Linked DNA regions of Homo sapiens: region 1 is linked to region 2. The links are chromatin contacts, found by Hi-C or POLR2A ChIA-PET in ENCODE. All regions are on one chromosome and are shown on one strand. The core of a region is the stretch at or near the end of the contact, and the rest is flanking DNA. Distances in the headings are between cores, read along the strand shown. Region 1 overlaps SHISAL1 (shisa like 1). Region 2 overlaps PARVB (parvin beta).

Evidence for each region. A loop is a pair of places that touch in the nucleus more often than their neighbours do. ChIA-PET counts read pairs that join two places held with the same protein, here RNA polymerase II (POLR2A). Pooled maps may share reads with other maps.
Region 1: a map of sigmoid colon shows a loop between it and region 2 (4-fold over the local background). The contact joins two enhancer-like sites. A Hi-C loop is called at or near these places in 1 of 168 maps with a recorded cell type or tissue (sigmoid colon) and 5 of 50 pooled maps. POLR2A ChIA-PET finds 5 or more read pairs at or near these places in 1 of 52 experiments (activated naive CD4-positive, alpha-beta T cell).

The regions. Positions count from the first base shown.
Region 1 is chr22:44,303,509-44,309,836 of GRCh38, reverse strand. All of the region lies in intron 1 of SHISAL1 (shisa like 1), which reads left to right. Among named protein-coding and RNA genes, the nearest start is that of SHISAL1, 6.3 kb to the left of the region's middle. Within about 2 kb of position 2,148, at least 4 of the 41 ENCODE cell types and tissues checked have a DNase peak (open chromatin) inside an H3K27ac peak, as active enhancers do.
Region 2 is chr22:44,085,939-44,092,323 of GRCh38, reverse strand. The region is part of intron 1 of PARVB (parvin beta); the gene reads right to left. Among named protein-coding and RNA genes, the nearest start is that of TRU-TCA2-1, 62 kb to the left of the region's middle. Within about 2 kb of position 1,643, at least 2 of the 41 ENCODE cell types and tissues checked have a DNase peak (open chromatin) inside an H3K27ac peak, as active enhancers do.

The DNA of each region.
Region 1 (6,328 bases), core at 899-3,398, 220 kb before region 2:
TTCATAACCTCTAAGTGGATGTCCTGAAAACAAAAGTTCACAAACTCAGGATTAGGTCTGCACTGCCGAGGAAAGGCCCTGGAGACTGGGAAACTTGTGGAGGTTAAACATCCCTGATGATACATATGTGCACACGTGTGTACATGTGTGTGCTGTGTGGAGACAGGCATGCACACAAGTGCTGCCTGCAGGGGTAAACACTCTTATGAGTCGTGGAGACAGGGCACAGGAGCAGACCCCGGGGTTTGAGTCCCCTCTCCGAGCCCCACATTCTCCATCTGTGTAACAGAGAGACTGAGGGTGCAGCATAGGGCTGGGTGGGAAGGGAACGGGTGAGGAATGGGGAGCATTGGGCACCGTGCTCTGCCCTGGGCTCGGGTGATCTGCAGCTGCTAGCCCGTCTCCTCGTCTGTACTTCCTGCCCTTCTGCTGGGCCGCTGCCTACCCGCAGGACTGTTGGTGGGGCTCCAGAGAGCCCTGCCCTGTTGAATTACTAATCCGTGCTAATGCTACCACTGCTAATCATCGTGCCCACATAGAATTACTCATCATTACGTAATCTACTGTCTGTGACCGCCTCCCCCCAGGCTGTAAGCCTTATGGCAGCGGGAATCCCCCACGCCCAGAACTGTTGGTCCACAGTAGAGACTCGTTAGGTGATCCCTGAGTGGCGACCAGGAGAGAAACCGCTCCCTGACCAGTGGGGTCAGGAGGGCTGGTAACTGGGGCTGCTTGTGGATGAGGTGGCACTTGAGCCAGGCCCCATGGGCAGGTTCAGTTTGGACGTACACGGTGGGGAAAGGGATGCCCACGGGCAGGACCAGCTGGGCAAAGGCCCAGACTCCTGAGCTCCGCCACCAGCCGCTTCACACCCAGAATGCTGGGCAAGACTCATCCTCACCCCAAGGTCAGCCTCCCGCCCCCCATGACAGTAGAGTAGGTGGGATGTGTTTGGGGAACAGGCCACTTGTCCTTTGTTCTCCATCCTGTGGGGTTCAGGCCCGAGCGTGGCCCCTGTCTAAGGAGGGCCAACCCTGGGGCAGAGGTCATGGTTCTGCCACCCTCGGCAGCCCATGCTCTGTTCTCCCAGCTCACTCTCAAGTTAGGACACAAACCAGGCACGCTGCACAGAGTGCTCCTGCCCATGCTGGCCCCAGATGAACCCCACCCAGCCCCTGCCCTAGCATGGCCTCCAGACAGCCCGAGATCACCCTGGGGACGGGGGAAGTCAGAGTGTCAGAAGCTCGCCTGGGGAGTGAGAGAATCACGGGGGAAGAACTGCCCTGAGAGGTGGCCACCCAGGATGAGCCTCCAGGCTACGGCTTTGGAGAGGGGAAGGGTGGTCCTAGCACAGGGGAACAGCATGAGTAAAGGCCCAGAGGCACCACAGACCCAGAGGGCTGAAGCTCCAGGAACAGGGAGGGCAAGATGGCCACAGTGCCAGGCCACAAGGGGCCTCAGGTGCGAGCGCAGCCTTGAACCCAAGGGGGCAGGTAGGTGATTAGGTGGGTACTTGGGAAAGCTGGCTCTGGGGGCCGCCTAGGGCTTGGGTTGATGGAAGAGGCAGAGTCAGAGACAGCAGCAGCAAGAAGCACGTGGCCAGGCCTGTCCAAGGCTTCCATGCCTCACTTCCTTTAGTTGGTGAATTAGATGCCGATGTTGGTCCCCATTCTAGGGCTGAGGACACTGAGGCTCAGGTGTCACCCCAGGTCACATGGGATGTGGTTACAGAAGGTGGAGCCAGGACTTGGTCCCAGGCAGAGGGCTCGACCCCCAAGCCCTGCTGCCCTAGACCCAGTCCTGCAGTGGACTGGAGGTGTCGCGCTTGGTCGTGCCCAGAAGTGGGGCGTGGTGGGCTGAGGAGGGGCTGGCTGGAAGCCCCCAGTGCTGTAGGGGGTCTCCAGGCATCAGGCCAGCATCCAGGCCTGTGGGAGCCTGAGGCCTCAGCCCCTCCCCGCAGGCCATCCTGCATCCTGCCCTGCCGAACCTGGCTGACACAAAAACAGATCCGTTGCTGTTCCTGGTGGGGTTTAATTCATCTTCCCAGCTCTGTTTCTCTTCACGTGCCCTCCTTCCTCTCCTTCCCCAGCCTCGCCAAGTTCGGTGTTTAAAAATAACCTTCAAATCTCGGAGCAGCAGTCCCAGGCTGACCGGAGGGGTGGCCCGCAGAGATGCATGCCTGACTCGTGATTCTGGCCATGGTCAAACAACGAGCGTTCAGGAACGTCCCACTCAGCCAGAATGTTCTTCCAGTTGTTTGAGTTTTGTTGTTGGCCACGGACTACCATCTTAGGAAGTTTACCAATTTTCAGAGAAATAGAACCCGGGAGGATAAATTTAATCTGTCTCTGGTAAATGTGCTTTCTGGGGGTCCTCAGGAGGCCTCAGAAGCTTTTTCAGTGCCAGGAGGTAGAGTGAGCTTTGCTGCTGAGTGGCTGTGTGACCTTGGGCAAGTCACTTCACCTCTCTGAGTCTCAGCTTCCCCCTTCTGAGATGGGAGCTTGGTGATCCACCTCCTTAGGCTGACATGGGGGTCACCTGAGACAGTGCAGTGAATACCAGGGTTCAGCCTGGTGCACCAAGAACTCTGCGAGTGTGAGCCAGCCTGGGTCAGCAGCCCCAGGTGGCAGAGTGAGCCAGCCTCGGTCAGCAGCCCCAGGTGGCAGGCAGCACAAGGCCCACAGGAGGATGGAGGACGGCGGACGCCCTTCCAGGCCTGTTCTTGGGCTGCCGGAGTGGTGTCCCACAGACCTCATTTGTGGGGCCCCTCAGGGGATGTTGTCCAGTGGTGTAACACGCCATCATTATCAGAGCTCCCAGATCCCAGGTCCCCTCCACACACGCCATCGTCATCACAGCTTCCTAAGCCCAGGTCCCCTCCACACACGCCATCGTCATCAGAGCTCCCCGAGCACAGGTCCCTTCCACACACGCCATCATCATCACACCTCCCCGAGCCCAGGTCCCCTCTGCACACGCCATCGTCATCACAGCTCCCCGAGCCCAGGTCCCCTCCACACACGCCGTCGTCATCACAATTCCCCGAGCCCAGGTCCCCTCCGCACACGCCATCGTCATCACAGCTCCCCGAGCCCAGGTCCCCTCCACACGCCATCGTCATCAGAGCTCCCTGAGCCCAGGTCCCTTCCACACACACCATCGTCATCACAGCTCCCCGAGCCCAGGTCCCCTCCACACACGCCATCGTCATCACAGCTCCTTGAGCCCAGTTCCCCTCCACACATGCCATCGTCATCACAGCTCCCCGAGCTCAGTTCCCCTCCACACATGCCATCGTCATCAGAGCTCCCCGAGCCCAGGTACCCTCTACACATGCCATCGTCATCACAGCTCCCTGAGCCCAGGTCTCCTCCACACACACCATCATCATCACAGCCCCCTGAGCCCAGGTCCCCTCTGCACACGCCATCGTCATCACAGCTCCCCGAGCTCAGTTCCCCTCCGCACACGCCATCGTCATCACAGCTCCCCGAGCCCAGGTACCCTCCACACATGCCATCGTCATCACAGCTCCCTGAGCCCAGGTCCCCTCCACACACGCCATCGTCGTCAGAGCTCCTTGAGCTCAGTTCCCCCTCTGCACATCCCACGGAGGGACCCAAGGTGATGACTTTGGCCTTGTGAACATCAGTGCTATTGAACTCATGGCCCTGAGGCTGGCCGCCTCATGGAAGCCTGACTGGGATCACAGCAGCTGGCTGGTCCCCAAGGCCTGGGGAGGTTTCCAAAGTAGCTTTCTGACCTAGCTTGGAATGGGGAGGTTGGCTTCTAAGCTTTGCTGTCTCAGATCATTAGAAATGGAATTTTTACTTAGGTAACTTCTCGTGACGCACGGCGGGTTATTCTTTCTACTGAGGATTCAGCTTTCAGCTCTGGCCCTGAGCTGCCTTGGGGGCGTGGGGAGTAAGGGCAGCCCCTACCTCCTCATGCAGAATCCCCCAGACCCCTTCATCCAGAGTTCCCCACACGCCCCTGGGGCTTTTGTCCAGCATACAGGGCTGCGGCTTTGATCGCACGGTGACCTATCTCAGGCCAGACTCGGGGGGTTGGGGGCACAGCCAGGCCATGGATGCCAAACAGACCCCCAAGGAAAGCCCAGGCTGGACGTGGGACCAGCGCAACCACAGCGTGCTGTGGCAGGGACACCTGCAGTGTGCAAATCCACATGACCACGGGGTGTGCCTGAGGGCCCAAGGCTGGTGTCCCGCAGGGCTGGGATTCCCACCCAGTCCCTGGAACTCCTAAGCCCCAGCCCCCGCCTTCAGGCTGCACACTGTCCTTTCCTAGAACCACGTTGTCTCACAACAAATCTCTGCAGTGTGCGTTCATCTCTGGAACTGTCCCCCAGAGGCATAAAGGCCTCTCCAGCTCTGGACCCTGGGTCTGCGAAGGCAGATCGGGGGCTGAGGGCCAGCCCTGGCCAGGACCCTCATGGCCTAGTAGAAGAGGTCCTGGGAAGAATCGCATAACGGGAGGCTGCTGGGCACCCTTGCCTGTGCTCCCTGAGGGCAGGGACTCACCTCTTCTGTGTTCCTAGAGCCCAGCCCAGGGCCTGGCCCCGAGTGCAGGTCAGCAAGTGGGTGTTGAGAGAATAAGTGAATGGATAAATGAATTAACACATGAATGAAAGAAGAGATGGAATACTATAGGCCTCAGTGGAGGGGCAAACTTTTTCCAGCTGATAAAATCATGGCAGGCTTCCTGGAGGAGGTAGTACTGAAGCAGCTTCTAAAGTGATGCAGGATTTGGACTCCTAGGGGTGAAGGAAGAGTACCCCCCAGGGGTGAACATCAGCCCCGCAACATCAGCCAGTACACTCAGGGCTTTGTAGGGAGTTGGAGCACCAGGAGCAGGGGCCAGGCCTGTGGCTAAGGTAGATCCTCCTCATTCACTCAACAAACCTACCAGCTCTTGGACCTGAGCCCCAGCCACAGAAGTGGGGCAGCCCCACCCTACGGGGGCCAGAGGAGCTGGAGTCTGGGGACCTGTTTCAACTCTTATTGGGCCTCAGCTTCCCCATCTGTAGAATGGAGCACGGGGGAGGCATCTCAGGGGTCCCGTCACTCTCCACTCCCACAGCGCATTTTCCAGGGCTGATCCATAGGACTCCCCCGGAGAAATCCATTCCTGAGCACTCCCAGATGCTTGACCTCGGCTTATCCTCCCAGGAGGGCCAGAAGGAGGCTGGGAGGAGGCCCAGGCTCAGAGCAATTAAGCAGCTTACAGCTCCCAGGGACGAGCAGGGCAGTGGTGGGAGCAGAGAGGCCTGCGGGTGGATGGGGGCAGCCCCTCCCCAGAGGAAGAGATGAGTAAGCTTAGTGTTAGAGGCCTGCGTTTCAGTGGCATTTTACAATCCTGATAGTCCCTTCCCTTGTTCTGGCAAACCAGACTTCACAAGGTCAGCACCTGACGTCCCAGCTCCCGCCACGATGCCCATGCTACAGGGGAGGAGACCAAGGCTGCAGAAGCAGGGCCTAGGCCAGGGCCAGGCCATGAGCACTGTGCGTTTGGCCTTGAGTTTTGCCCCATCTCGCTCCGAAGTCTCCAACCTCTGGGTGGCCCGAGTGGCTTTCCTTTCTGCCTGCCCAGAGCCCTAACTCTGCCCCCAGTAAAGCAGCATTCAGAGCTGCCCTGGGACCCAGGTTGGTGTCCCCTCTGCTCTCCCTGACCAGGCTGTGAGCTCTGGAGGGCAAGGCAGCTGCTGGGTGGCTCCCAGGGCCCAGAGCAGGTGCCAGGACAGTCTGGGCATGCAGAGGGGCTTGTTTCTTTGGACTGCCCATCATCTTCCACCATCTCTTCTTTCAGAAACGTGTGGTCTGGCAGCAGATCCCTGCACTGCATGTTCAACTCTGAAACCGTCCTCCTGGGGGGCGGAGGGCCTCACCTGGCGTGGACAGGATGGAGCGGGCAGGGAGTCTGCTCTGCAGATGGTGGAGGTGGGGCTGGGGGATGGGAGGGTGGTTCAGCCAGGCCAGGAGGTCCTCAGGGTCTCCCACCCGGGTGGGATTCGGGGCTCTCCAGGCCCCACCATCCTCACATCAGACCCTGCCCCCAAGTATGCAGGTGAGCTTCCTCGTGTGGACCCAACCCAGCCCTTCCACGGACCAGGCTCCACATGAGAGGCTGTACCTGTTTGCTCGGGCTGCCTAGCAAAGCTCCTCAAACCAAGAGGTTTCAACAAGAGGAATTTACTGTCTCAGCCTGGAGGCTGGAAGTCCAAGTCAGGGTGTCAGCAGGGTTGGGTCCTTATGAGGCTGTAGGGGTGAATCTGTTCCTGGGGGTTCGCTGGCAATCTTTGGCATTCCTT
Region 2 (6,385 bases), core at 394-2,893:
TCCTGGCCAACATGGTGGAACCTTGTCTCTACTAAAAATACAAAAATTAGCTGGGCGTGGTGGCGTGCGCCTGTAGTCCCAGCTACTCAGGAGGCTGAGGTGGGAGAATTGCTTGAACCCAGGAGGCGGAGGTTGCAGTGAGCCAAGATCACACCAGTGCACTCCAGCCTGGTGACAGAGCGAGACTCCATCTCAAAAAAAAGAGTGGAAATAACCCATGTTTCCGCACATGGAATTTATAGGTAACACTGCAAAAATGCCAGGGTCTTTGGAAGGGCTAAATGTAACCAAACAATGAACATCAAGTCCCCAGCCCAGAGCATGGCACGTGATGGGACTCTCAGGACGTGACCGTGGACCCGACTTCCAGGACAACACAACCTCCCTCCCTCATAAGGACAATGGCAGCGGGGCCCCAGGATGCCAGTTACCCACTCCCCCGAAGGTAATATATTTGCATTTTAAACAGGCACCTTATCCTAGAGGACTGCCTGATGCAGGAGTATCAGAGCCTAGGTACAGGTTGGGGTTAGGAAGTTCTTTGATTCGAGGGAACCTTCGGGCACTGCTGCAGTCACTGAGTCTTGGCATTTGAGAACACCAGATGAATGAGTAAGCAAAAGGTAGTCCACGTATACAACGGAATATTATCTAGCCCTAAAAAGGAAGGACATTCGGACCAGGCTACCGCATGGGTGAACCTTGAGAATGTTCTGCTCAGTGAAATAAGCCAGACACAGAAAGTCAAACACTGTACAATTCCACCAGTAGGAGGTCCCTCGAGTAGGCGAATGCATAGAGGAGAAAGCAGTCTGGTGGATGCCAGGGGCGGGGGAAGTAGCAAATAGAGAGGTAGTGTTGAATGATGGCAGAGTTTCGGTTTGGAAAGATGAAAGAGTTCTGTGGGTGGGTGGTGGTGATGGCTGCACAATGAGAACGTACTTAATACCAGTGAACTCTGCTCTTGAAAATGGCTAAGATGGTAAAGTTTACGTTATGCCTATTTTACAACAATTTTTTTAAATAGCAAAAAAAAAAAAAAAAAAAAAGCAGGCCCTCTCCAGGTAACCCACATTCCAGCCGCGAGCCAGCCTGGCTGCCGCACACACTGTCCTCCACCCACAGCCAGCATCCTAAGGGAAGATCCAGGCACCACTCATCCTTGAATTTCCAAAATCCTTAGCATAACGCTACACCAGCAGTGGACAAATGTTAAATACCTTCACAGGGAAATGATACAGACATAGAGTTTTGAGACTCCCTCTGCCCCACCTCTCTAAAAATAATCCAGAAGAACCCCCACAGGTCACCCAGATCAGCTGAGAAAACAGGGACCAAATTTCAGCAAGTATTTGTACCACATGACGAGTTACAAAGAGAGTTGTAACCAGCAGAGAGTCTTAAAAGGCAGAAAGGAAACAGGGAAAAGTGATTTTTCACAGAAATCCTTGGGAATATGATAGCCCTGGAGCACAGGGGGTCGGGGTGGAAGTTCCATGTCCTGGCTGGCATCATAGGAGGACACAACAGGGGCAGGGAGGTCCCGTCCAGCACAGCTGCCTGCAGTGCTCACGCTGATGGCAGAGGAAGAACAAAAGACCCAGTTTCCCTATGTGTGGAGGATTACACAGGTGGGCTACGCCCGAGAGTCCTCTTGGCAAGGCCCGAGAGCTGGCACTGCACCCATGTGCCTGGGCCTGAGGGGTGGGGAGGGAGACCTCGGGGCAAGTGGTCAACGCTTCGAGGCAGCCCTGCTCACCTGATTTCAAAAACACAGAGAGGGAGGAGGAGAGAAGCCACATTTTGAAAGCCTAGAAATTGGGTCATATCAAAACAGAGATTTCCACACCGCCCTTGAACATCAAAGATGACACTAAACAGGGCCAGGGATTTTGTGACCTTAATAAATGAGAAACGTGCTCACGAACACCGCCCAGGGACTGCTCAGCAGCGCATTCTGAAGGGGCTGGTTATGCACGATGGCCTGAGGGAAGCAAAGGCTTCGGGGACCAGGAGGAGGGGGGCACAGGCTGGCAGACCCCTCGGTTGGCAGGAGGAGCCCAGGCCTGTGGCCACAGAGCCCCAGTCCAAATCTCGCATTGCCACTTGTTGGTGTGTGGCTTCGGGGAAGTCCCCTCACCGCACTAAGCCTCAGTTTCCCCATCTGTAACATGGGGTGGTGGGAATACCGGCCTCACAGGAACTTCCTCACATTTCCTGAGGAATAAGGGGAACCGTGAGCACCCACACATGGCCCACAAACTACTCCCTGCAAGTGGGAGAGGCAGCTGTGGATGTACAGGGTCTCTGTGATTAGGCTCCAAGAGAGACACAGACTGGAGGAAGAGTGACCACAAGGCAGGCGAGGTCCCCTATTCCACAGAGAAGCATGGAGGGCTTCCTGGAGGAGGCAGCAATTGAACTGGCCTTGAAATATGGCCAGGCTAAGGAAAGGGCCTTCGGGGCTCTTTGCAGAGTGCAGTGGAGACAAACCACAGCCAGCATGTCCAAAGCTGAACCCCATGAAGGTTTGAGGGATGCCCTTCTGGGCCTTGCTATATTTTGCAGCCTGGGTTCCCTTATGGACACAGCTCCTTTGCAGAAGAACTTGCAGCCTGGATCTGATCGTCACCTTCAGAGGATCGGTGTGATTTTTGGAAGGAGGGGCTCCTCTCACACCCTTGGCTTCCCCCCTCCCCCGACCCCCCCGCCACCTGAACGGTGCCAGTTTACTGGCTTTCAGTGAATCCCAGGAATGTTTTGGTTTTTAAAGTACCGGTCTACTTGCCAGAAAGACAAACCCTTCAAAGATGTGAAGTGCCGGCTGTCTTCAGTCACAGAGAAAGATCTGCTGGCCCGGGTGTGCTGGCCCGGGTGTGCTGGCACAGGCGCGCTGGCACAGGCATGCTGGCATGCATTCTCTCAGTGTCTGGAGGGTGTGGAGGGTGTGAGCTTCCAAGGGACTGGGGCTTGATTTCATGAGATGGGTGATTAAGGGAAAAAGACCGCCTTGTGCTTGTTTTCCTAAGTGTCTGCATTGTTCTAAGATGAATGTCTCTGTCCACACGAAACCCAGCAGCCAGCCACGAGGGAGTCGATGCCAACTCGTTCCCACCGCAGCAGAGTTCACCTGCAGCACCACGCTCTGTGGCCTGCACGGGGGGCCAGGTAGGAAGAGAGAGACAGGAGGGCATTTGATAGGAGGAGGGCCCCTTGGCACACTGTCTCTGGAGACGGGCACTCCTCGCTCAGCCCGGGATGGCAGAGTGGGAAGTGCAGGCTGCAGTCACCAGATCTGAGTTTTCAAGAAAAGCTGGAAATGTGGGGTTTGGTGTGGAATCTCCCCATTTATAAATACGAGCCATTAATTCAAATTTTGTGGGCCAGCCAGAGGGCACACAACCTCGGATTACAGAACATACTTGTCCAACCCATATTGCTGACTGTCCATTGGAAAGGGGGAGAGCACCACTAACGTTTCCTGAGCACCTACTATGTGCAGGGCATCTTCCATGCCAGCCATTCACCTTGTCTCCTAACAAGTCTGAGGGAGGCCGGGCACGGTGGCTCAAACCTGTAATTCCAGCACTCTGGGAGGCCAAGGTGGGCAAATCACCTGAGGTCAGGACTTCGAGACCAGCCTGACCAACATGATGAAACCCTGTCTCTACTAAAAATACAAACATTAGTCAGGCGTGGCAGTGGGCGCCTGCAATCCCAGCTACTTGGGCGGCTGAGGCATGAGAATTGCTTGAACCTGGGAGGTGGAGGTTGCAGTGAGCTAAGGTTGTGCCACTTCACTCCAGCCTGGGCAACACAGCGAGACTCCGTCTGTCTCAAAAATAATAACAATAATAATAAATAAACAAGTCTGTGAGGGAGTGGCTGGTCCTGTGCTGTTAGATGTGAAGCCCCAGAGTCAGGACTAAAGCCAGTTCTACCTGATCTTGCACCTCACTGTGCCCTACTAAATCCTACCTATCTTCAACCTCATCTTACTGGCCGCCTCCTCCAAGAAGCCCTCCTGGGTGTTCCCCTCTCCCCAGCTGAAGCCACACAGCCATGTAACTATCTCCTTCCCGAACTTGCCTTCCTGCCAGTGCCAACCCAGTTCCTGCACATAGTAGGCCTTTTAATATATTCAAGGAGCAGCACAACAGAGAGCTTAGAATCCCAGAGCCAGGCTGCTGGTTTTGGATCCCAGCTTGACCACTGACAAGGTGTGTGACCTTGGGCAAGCTGCTTGACGGCTCTGTGTGTCTCAGTTTCCATCTGTAAAGTGGGGCCTAACACACCTCAGAGAGATCACAAAGATTCAGGGACACACACCCTCGGCACAGTCGCCAGCATGCAGCCACCCCTCGGGAAGCGTCAGCTTTGAGTAACTATAATGGTGGAATATGTGCGGCTTCCAAAGCCTCCACCCAAAGATTGGGCAAGGTTTAAAAAAAAGAAAAAAGAAAAAAAAAAAAAAAAACACCATCGTTCCTGATTTGGAATTACAAGAACATAAAAGGAAAGAAAGAGAATCAAAAACTAAAAGCATGTCATCAGAAGCCTGCCATTTATACCTCAGGCCAAATGCGAAAGTTCCATCTTTGATTTTTTTTTTTTTAATCTTCTTCTTTGTATGGTTGTATTTATTTATTTATGCCCAGGCTCTTTCCCAAAAAAGGATTTTCAGGCAGCTTTTTTTCCCCCTTTTGATATTATTAGGAAAACAACTTTGAAAGCAAGCTGGTTTAAAGAACAAGGTTACCTTAACGGAGAGAAGAAATCTGAAAACACAAAGGCTGATCAGCTTCTTGCTCCACTAGCAGAACCAGGGCAGGACACGGGGGATGGCAAGGCGCCCCTGCAATCACGGGCCCAAGAGCCTCACTGGGGGCTTGCCTGGAGGGTCTGGCCCAGACACAAAGGCCCAATGGAGGCTGAGCCACAGGTCCTGGGGGGCCAGAGCAATGGCAACTCCATTTTCTGACACTTTTCTAAGTGTGTCATTTCAACACAGCAGAGATGCTTTGCCACCTACGGGGACTTTCTACACCATCCGTGCAATTCCTGGTTTTCATAGAGAACAAAAGATCAGGGCGAGAAATTTCAGAGGGCCCCGTCTGAACCAGGATCAAAGAGAAAACCCCAACAAAAACAGCCATTCTCCATCCCTGCACATCTAAAAGAACTGGAAAATGGCAGGAAAGCTGCCCCAGTTTTAAACACTTAACCAGCCCTTTTCAAATCCTACCCACTTCTAGTTACAACTGATCCTGCTCAAAGAAACAGAGTGGTCTTCAGAGCTTGCGGGAGGATACAGGAGGAGAAAGAAAGGTGCGGCTCTGTGCCAACTCACGCCACCAGCTCCTCTTCCCAGCTGGGGAGGGGGCATCGGGATCCTTCGCTTGGGCTTAAGCAGGAACCCAAAGACATCTCTGTTAAATGAGGTTTTCCAGGCCTCTGCCAGGAAATGACAGCTTTCTATGAATTTTCCAACTTCCATCCGTACTCAGAGGGGTGTGGTTTCTTCGTAGAAGCTGTAATTTATCAGAATAACTAACTTCATCAGGCACGAAGGTCTTCTTAACAGAGCAGTTTTTCTAAAAATAAGTCCAGTTGTACTTCAGTGAAGATCTTGCAGCTCAGTGGAGTTAAAATAAGACCTAAGTGAGATCTAAATCAGAATAAAAACATCATCAGCCTCGGCAGCTGGGAGGAGATGCTGTTGGGCAGTCTTTTCTGACATCCAGAAGGAAGGTGATTGGAGGGAGTCGCGGATCATAATTCAAAGGGCTGAGCTGTTGCTGGCACATCACGCGTGCAAAGGCCTTGAAATGTGAGGCCTGGCCCTCCCCAGGAGGTTACGAACTCCAAGTCCAATCTCCAAGGTTCTTGGGATTACAAATCGGAGGAATAACAAAGTGTCTTGCCTAGGATAAAAGGCAGCAAAGGCTAACAGTGCCAGAGAGCAGCTGCTCCTCCTGGCCCGGACATGGGAAAAGAGGGAAAGGACTTCCAGTGATCCATGGAGCACAACATACAAGAAAGCGCTTCTTGACGTTTCAAGTGGCAGATGTAGTTTGTTTTTGCCGAGAAATGGATGTGGGCCCTTGTCATGCAGGATGCCGGCCCAGGGTAATGAGCTCGGTGTATTTATGTACATGTAACTCACTATCATCTCTAAGCCAAGGATGAGTTTCTGAACGGTGCTGACATGACTAGAGGAGTAAGAAAGCCCCGTGACTGTGGCCCAAACCGGAAGGATCGCTCAGCTTGAACATCTGATTTATGGGGCTTGTTGTGCTGGGGCATGAGGTTCCAGCCCATTTCTCAAGATGAAATAAGTTGAGAAGCTAAAAGAAATGTGTGAACATTTCAATAAGGTAAATCC